3 separate regions of the Homo sapiens genome follow, and regions 2 and 3 are each linked to region 1. Evidence: chromatin loops called from intact Hi-C (ENCODE). Cell type or tissue: psoas muscle. All regions are shown on one strand.

Region 1 (2,500 bases):
CAAGGCATAATCTCCAAGGTGTTCATTTTTTTTTTTTTTTTTTGTATTTTTAGTAGAGACAGGGTTTCACCATGTTGGCCAGGCTGGTCTCAAACTCCTGACCTCGTGATCCCCCACCTCTGGGATTACAGGTATGAGCCACCGCGCCTGGCTCTTTTTTTTTTTTTTTTGAGACAGAATGCAGTGGTACAATCTCAGCTCACTGCAATCTCCGCCTCCCGGGTTCAGGCGATTCTCCTGCCTCAGCCTCCCAAGTGGCTGGGACTACAGTCGTGCGCCACCACGGCCAGCTAATTTTTGTATTTTTAATAGACACAGGGTTTCACCATGTTGGCCAGGATTGTCTGGATCTCTTGACCTTGTGATCTGCCCACCTAGGCCTCCCAAAGTGTTGGGATTACAGGCGTGAGCCACCACACCCGGCCCCAAGGTGTTCATTTTCAAAAGGAAAATGCAAGGTGCAAAAGTCTATGTGGTGTGTTACAATTAGTCTATGCATAAGCTTACAGTGGCTCTGCAAAGACCTAAGAACCTGTTAACACTGCTTTGATGGAGCGGAACTGGAGGCCTAGGGGACAGGAGAGACTTCATTGTACATACTCTTGAGTTTTGAACTGTTGGTATATTATCTTTTTTTTTTTCTTTTGAGATGGAGTCTCACTTTTGTCGCCCAGGCTGGAGTGCAGTGGCGTGATCTCAGCTCACTGCAACCTCTGCCTCCCGGGTTCAAGCAATTCTCCTGCCTCAGCCTCCCAAGTAGCTGGGACTACAGGCGCATGCCACCACACCTGGCTAATTTTTTGTATTTTTAGTAGAGACAGGGTTTCACTGTGTTAGCCAGGATGGTCTAGATCGCCTGACCTCATGATCCAGCTGCCTCGGCCTCCCAAAGTGCTGGGAATACAGGTGTGAGACACCACATCCGGCCATGTGTTTTTTAAAATATGAAGTTAAAAGATACCATCAAAATATTTTTTATTCAAGGGTGTAGAATCAAGATTTCAAAATGGTATGCCTCATCATTCATCACTGTAGGATTCTGAAGACATCTGTGGTTTGAATTGACCATTCTAAATTTTTGACCACCTTTAAACTAATTATTAATCATTAGTTTTCTCATCATAAACTTCTGCTGATAGTTAACATTTTGGCCAAGCTATTTGGAACTCAACCCCTTCACCATGTCAATAATTGCAAATTTTTATTACCATTCACCGAAGTTTATTCATGGTTTTGGTTTTTTGTTTTTTGTGTTTCTTTTGGCATTTTCATTATTCCCAAACTCTCTGGTTTTCCAGAAAATGTAGTGCTGCCCTCTGCTGGCTCTTATGATAATGACAACCTGAAAATGTCTCCCATGACTTTTAGGCTGTTGGATTATAAACATTGCTTAGAGATATTATTCAATGTATCTATCTGTTAAATAAATCTTCCTTATAATATAGTTTCCCACAGTCAAGGCAGTCACAACATAAAATCAGATGGAGAAGAAATAGCACTGTATAGTTCTATTAAAAAATTGACCTAGGGGCTGGGCATTGTGGCTTATGCCTATAATCCCAGCACTTTGGGAGGCCAAGGTGGGTGGATCACCTGAGGTCAGGAGCTCGAGACCAGCCTGACCAAAATGGTGAAGCCCCGTATGTACTAAAAATAGAAAAATTAGCCAGGCATGGTGGCGCATGCCTGTAATCCCAGCTACTCAGGGGGCTGAGGCAGGAGAATTGCTTGAACCTGGGAGGCCGAGGTTGCAGTGAGCTGAGATCACACCACTGCACTCTAGCCCAGGCAACAGAGTGAGACTCCATCTCAAAAAAAAAAAAAAAAAAAAAATTGACCTAAAATTTTTTGATCATTTGAGATCAGCAATTCCCAAGCACTGCTTTTGTAAAACTACTATTTAAAAAAATGTATCAAATGTTAGCCAGACCCCAAATTCCCTGTTAAGATTAAACGGTTTCCAATACTTGACCATCTCTTCACTCAACATACTACCCTCATCCCAGTATTTACCTGCAGCATGAGAACCAATCAGATTTCCAAATCCAAGTAAAATATTCCGCCTCTACAACCCAGCACCTATGAATCTTCACAGCAAAGTCAAGTTTTTCTGGGAAGCCTGGGAACCAGTTACCTATATAATCCCCCTCCCAGGACACAGTGCTACTCCAAATCACATTCCCAACACTTAAAAGATGGTTTCTTTACATCATGAGTCATTATTTTAAATTTGTAACCTGTTAAGTAGTTGTAAGTCATGCCAAATTCTGGGAAGCCCTCCCTCCTCTGGGTTAGGTGTCTTCTAGCAGTGTCACACATCTCACATCAAGTTCCCAGTGCAAAGATGCTAGGTTACAACAAATCACATCATCAGGCACTGCTAAGGACATCACAAGTGGGTAAAGTTGCACTACAATTTTTTTTCTTTTGACAGGACCTTGCTCTGGCACCCAGGCTGGAGTGCAGTCGCACAACCTTGGCTCACTGCAGTTTCAACCTC
Region 2 (2,500 bases), 210 kb before region 1:
ACTCAAAGAGACCCATATTGAGACACATTACAATCAAACTGTTGAAAACCAAAAAAAGACAGAAAGCAGCAAGAGAGAAGCAACTTGTTATACACAAGGAATCCTCAATAAGATTTTCAGCAGATTTCTCATGAGAAAGTCTGGAGGCCAGCAGAAGTGGGATGATATATTTTAAGTGCTGAAAGAAAAAAACCTGTCAACCAAGAATCTTGTATCTGGCAAAACTGTCCTTCAAAAGTGAGGAAGAAATTAAGACATTTCAGATAAACAAAAACAGAAGGAGTTTATTACCACTAGAGCTGCCCTACAAGAAATGCTCCAGGGAGTCCTGCAGGATGAAATGAAGGGACACTAGATGGTAACTTGAAGTCATATGAAGAAATAAAGGTCTTAGTTGAGGTAAGTACGTGAGCATTATAGAAGCTAGTATTATTGTAACAATGGCTTGTAATTCCACTTTTTGTTTTCTGTATGACTTAAGAGATTAATACATTTTAAAAGCAATTATTAATCTAAAACCTGTAATTATTGTAACTTTGGTTTGAAACTCCACATTTTGTTTTCTACATAATTTAAGACATGCATTTTTTAAAGTATTTGTTTTTTATATTACAATGCATTATAATTGTATTATAATTGTTTATATAATACGATGTATTATGTGTTTTTATAATACGATGTATTATAAGTGTTTTTATAATACGATGTATTATAAGTGTTTTTATAATACGATGTATTATAAGTGTTTTTATAATACGATGTATTATAAGTGTTTTTATAATACGATGTATTATAAGTGTTTTTATAATACGATGTATTATAAGTGTTTTTATAATACGATGTATTATAAGTGTTTTTATAATACGATGTATTATAAGTGTTTTTATAATACGATGTATTATAAGTGTTTTTATAATACGATGTATTATAAGTGTTTTTATAATACGATGTATTATAAGTGTTTTTATAATACGATGTATTATAAGTGTTTTTATAATACGATGTATTATAAGTGTTTTTATAATACGATGTATTATAAGTGTTTTTATAATACGATGTATTATAAGTGTTTTTATAATACGATGTATTATAAGTGTTTTTATAATACGATGTATTATAAGTGTTTTTATAATACGATGTATTATAAGTGTTTTTATAATACGATGTATTATAAGTGTTTTTATAATACGATGTATTATAAGTGTTTTTATAATACGATGTATTATAAGTGTTTTTATAATACGATGTATTATAAGTGTTTTTATAATACGATGTATTATAAGTGTTTTTATAATACGATGTATTATAAGTGTTTTTATAATACGATGTATTATAAGTGTTTTTATAATACGATGTATTATAAGTGTTTTTATAATACGATGTATTATAAGTGTTTTTATAATACGATGTATTATAAGTGTTTTTATAATACGATGTATTATAAGTGTTTTTATAATACGATGTATTATAAGTGTTTTTATAATACAATGTATAAAGATATAATTTTGTGACATCAACAACAAAAAGAATAAGGATACAGATATAAAGGAGCAAAAATTTTGTATGTTATTGGGGTTAAACTGGAATATTCAAATTTGAGTGATATGCCTTGAAGATGTTAAATGTAACCCTTGATAACCAAAAGGAAATAGCTATAGAATATACACAAAATAAAAAGAGAAAGAAATTTAAACACTTCACTACAAACAGTCAACTAAACACAAAAGAAGATATGAGGAACAAAAATGTATAAGACAAATGGAAAACAAATAGCTAATTGATAGATGTCAGACCCTTCTCGTCAGTAATTACTTTAAATGTAAATGGATTATACTCTCCAAAGACAGATTGAAAGAATGCACTTAAAAAAAGATCCAACTATGTGCTATCTACAAGATACTCATTTTAGATCCAAAGACACAAACAGGTTGAAAATGGAAGGATAGAAAATAATATTCCATGAAAATAGTAACCAGAGGAGGGCAATGGAGGTTATGCTAATAACATACAAAATAGACTTTAAATAAAAAAAAGTTTACAAGAGACAAAGAAGGATATTATAATAAAAGGTTCGATACAGCAAAAGATAACAATTATAAACAGCTACATAACTAAGACCACCAAAACATATGAAGTAAAAATTGACAGAGTTGAACATTGATGAAATAAATTGAAGACAAAAATAAATGGAAAGATATCTCATGTTCATGCATTGGAAGAATTAATATTCTTAAAAAGTCCATGCTACCCAGAGCAACCTATAGATTTAATGCAATCCCTATTAAAATTCCAATGACATTTTTTGCAAAAATAGATAAAACAATTCAAAAATTTGTATGGAACCACAAAAAAAACCCTGAATAGCCAAATCAATCTCGAGCAAGAACAAAACTCCAGGCATCACACTACGTAATTTTGAAATATACTACATAGCTACAGTAATCAAAACAACATTGTACTGGTGCAAAAAACAGAAATAAAAACCAACAGAACAGAAGAG
Region 3 (2,500 bases), 390 kb before region 1:
CTCAGAGCACTACTCTGTGAAGCGGACCATCCTATAATTCCTTAGCCAGATGAGCTTCAGGATTGTGTTTTTAAATTTGTTCAAGAAATACCTAAAGTACAAGTAAGCAAATAGAGATAAACCATTCCATCTTGGCACACAAATTCAAGAAAACCAGGATACTTACAGAATCCACAAGGTTGACCACGGACTTTGCAAAGTTGTTGGTATGTGCATGAGAAGAGCGATGCTTCTTATACTAGGGGGGAAATACATACCAGTCACTGCCAAATCATAAGTGAATAATAAATTTCAAAATGCTGTAAAAGCAGAAATATCTCAGTAATAGTAGAAATATGGATTTAAAAATATATAATTTAGTTTGTGGTATACTGGATTTGGTGGTGTTACTTCTCTGTTAGGTGGCAAAACTCTGACTATCTAAAACATGATGTTAGCTGGGCAGCATGGCTCACAACTGTAATCCCAACACTTTGGCAGGTGGAGGCTGGAGGACTGCTTGAGGCCAGGGATTTGAGACCAGCCTAAGCAACACAGTGAGATCCTGTCTTTACAAAATTTTTTTCAAAAAAAAACAAAAAAACCTACGATGTTCTGAATAATAGTAAGGACCTATAGAAATCGATATGAGAAGCTTTATACCTAAAAAGTAAGTTTTAAATTTAGTCTTAATGTCTACAAATTCAATCCTTTTGTTTTCATTGAAATGACATTTTGTAGCTTATACAAACGGCTTAACCCACTTGTCTCACTTTAAATTCAAGGCCACGCACAGATCAAGAAAATGTCTTTGTCAGTGCTTTAGATACTGTCCATGATATGGACAGCATTTGCCAGGCATTTAGTATATCCTTTCAGAGGAATGCCTCCTCCAAATGAAGCCATTTGCTTTTGACTGCTCAAAGTCAAAACAAAGAGAAGACAAAAAGTAAAAATGAAGTGTGCTGAGAGTTTATGATTGTTTATGTTTATTTAAGAAATAAAGAAAAGTAAATTAATAGAGTAATTCTACAATGACATCTGGAGGGCTACGTTTTTAGCAAGGAGTAGTACGCTTTGCTTAATGTCTTCAAGAGGACATTTGAAAACTGGTCTACCATAGGAAAATCATGCCCTCTACTGGTCCATGAGGTTATTATTTCTACAACACTAAGGAAAACAAAACCTACTTAAAACCACAGACTCAGATTTGCACAAGTCTTTGAAATTTACCTTCAATTATAATTATGAAAATAATGCATCTTTCATAAAGATTCAAAATATTTCTACATTAGAAAATTCTTTTATTTGTCCTTTGCCCATTCGCACCCTATATATAACTTTTGTCAGATTCCCTTCATTTCATTCTATCTGTGACTATGTTTTTTAAACAAAGAATATATATCTCAATGTTTACATATCTAATGTTTATTTTTTATAACAACAAAAACACTGATTACCCATAATAAATGCTAAATAAATTAATATTCTGCTATTATTATAGTATTCATGAATACATAACTGTTGGTATAATATTACTATTACTGTTCATGTTATTGCCACTACTGTACATCATAATCTGACCCAAACTGTCTATATTTGTGTTCTTTTAAAGTAAACTGTAATGTGTGCATATAACTGGGTCATAAAACATCCTATTAATCTGAAATTATTCAGGCATTATAACACATTTTGTAAACTTGGCATAAAGAAGTTTCTATAGATAGCTCAGCATTTTAAGTTGCCTAGCAAATTCCACAAGCTGAAAACTTTCCAAGATACACTTAAGAGTAAAAGGAAAAATATTAACATTAAGTTCCTCTGGGATGATGAAAATGTTCTAGTTCCACTGAATTGTGGATTGAAAGAGAAAACATTAGCTGATATCTATTCTTCTAATGCAGTGGTGTTACACACCTATTAAGATGAATTTTAGTTTGCTTCTGAGTATTAATTTGTTATTTTATTGAGATTTCTTTTTATAGCATAATGATCACGGAAAACATGACAAGTTTTAAAACATTTCAAGTTTTAAAAATTAATAAAATGAGGTATTTTAAAAGTCTATCAAAATGTAATGTTTTAAATTTATTTCATATTTGTAATTTTCAATCCTCTGATTTTCTTTTTAGAAAAATTATTTTGCCTGTCATTGTTATGTAAATTAGAGAGTGCCAAGAATGGAAACAGAGATACCTGTTGGGAAGCTACTGCAATAGTCCAGGTAAGAGATAATGGAGGCTAAACAACTGTAGAGAGAAGTGAATTCAAGTACCACTACGAGGGTAGAGCTCCCACGACTGGATGATGTATAGGATGTGGAAGGTGAGGAAAGAGAAGAATTAAAAGATAACTCCTAGGTTTTGAACTTGAATGGATGGGGGATTGTGGTGCCACTTAAAATAATAAGAGAGACTAGAAGAAGAGAAGTTTAGGACTAGGGAACTAAGAGTTCTGATTCAGAAGTTCTATTCAAATCAACACTAAAATAGAGATATCAAATAGGCAGTTCTGTATATGA

The links. Hi-C counts contacts between places; a loop is a spot of excess contacts. Peaks named below come from ENCODE experiments on the same cell type or tissue, not always from the same donor. Only the 100,000 strongest peaks of a DNase experiment are listed, where the experiment ranks them.
Region 2: it touches region 1 in a loop (3-fold over the local background); 2 of 110 quality-filtered maps call a loop at or near these places.
Region 3: a loop joins it to region 1, with 5 times the contacts of the local background. A loop is called at or near these places in 20 of 110 quality-filtered maps.

The regions. Positions count from the first base shown.
Region 1 is chr2:206,163,270-206,165,769 of GRCh38, reverse strand. No RefSeq gene overlaps it. Among named protein-coding and RNA genes, the nearest start is that of SNORA41, 2.3 kb to the right of the region's middle. In psoas muscle, a CTCF peak has its summit at 1,320 (motif pointing left); no DNase peak of the experiment used is centred here; H3K27ac peaks cover 329 bases.
Region 2 is chr2:206,373,609-206,376,108 of GRCh38, reverse strand. No RefSeq gene overlaps it. Among named protein-coding and RNA genes, the nearest start is that of ADAM23, 69 kb to the left of the region's middle. In psoas muscle, no CTCF peak of the experiment used is centred here; no DNase peak of the experiment used is centred here.
Region 3 is chr2:206,555,165-206,557,664 of GRCh38, reverse strand. ADAM23 (ADAM metallopeptidase domain 23) reads right to left here. Exons shown (of 26, transcript NM_003812.4): 10 at 167-238. Among named protein-coding and RNA genes, the nearest start is that of FAM237A, 86 kb to the left of the region's middle. In psoas muscle, a CTCF peak has its summit at 1,100 (motif pointing left); no DNase peak of the experiment used is centred here.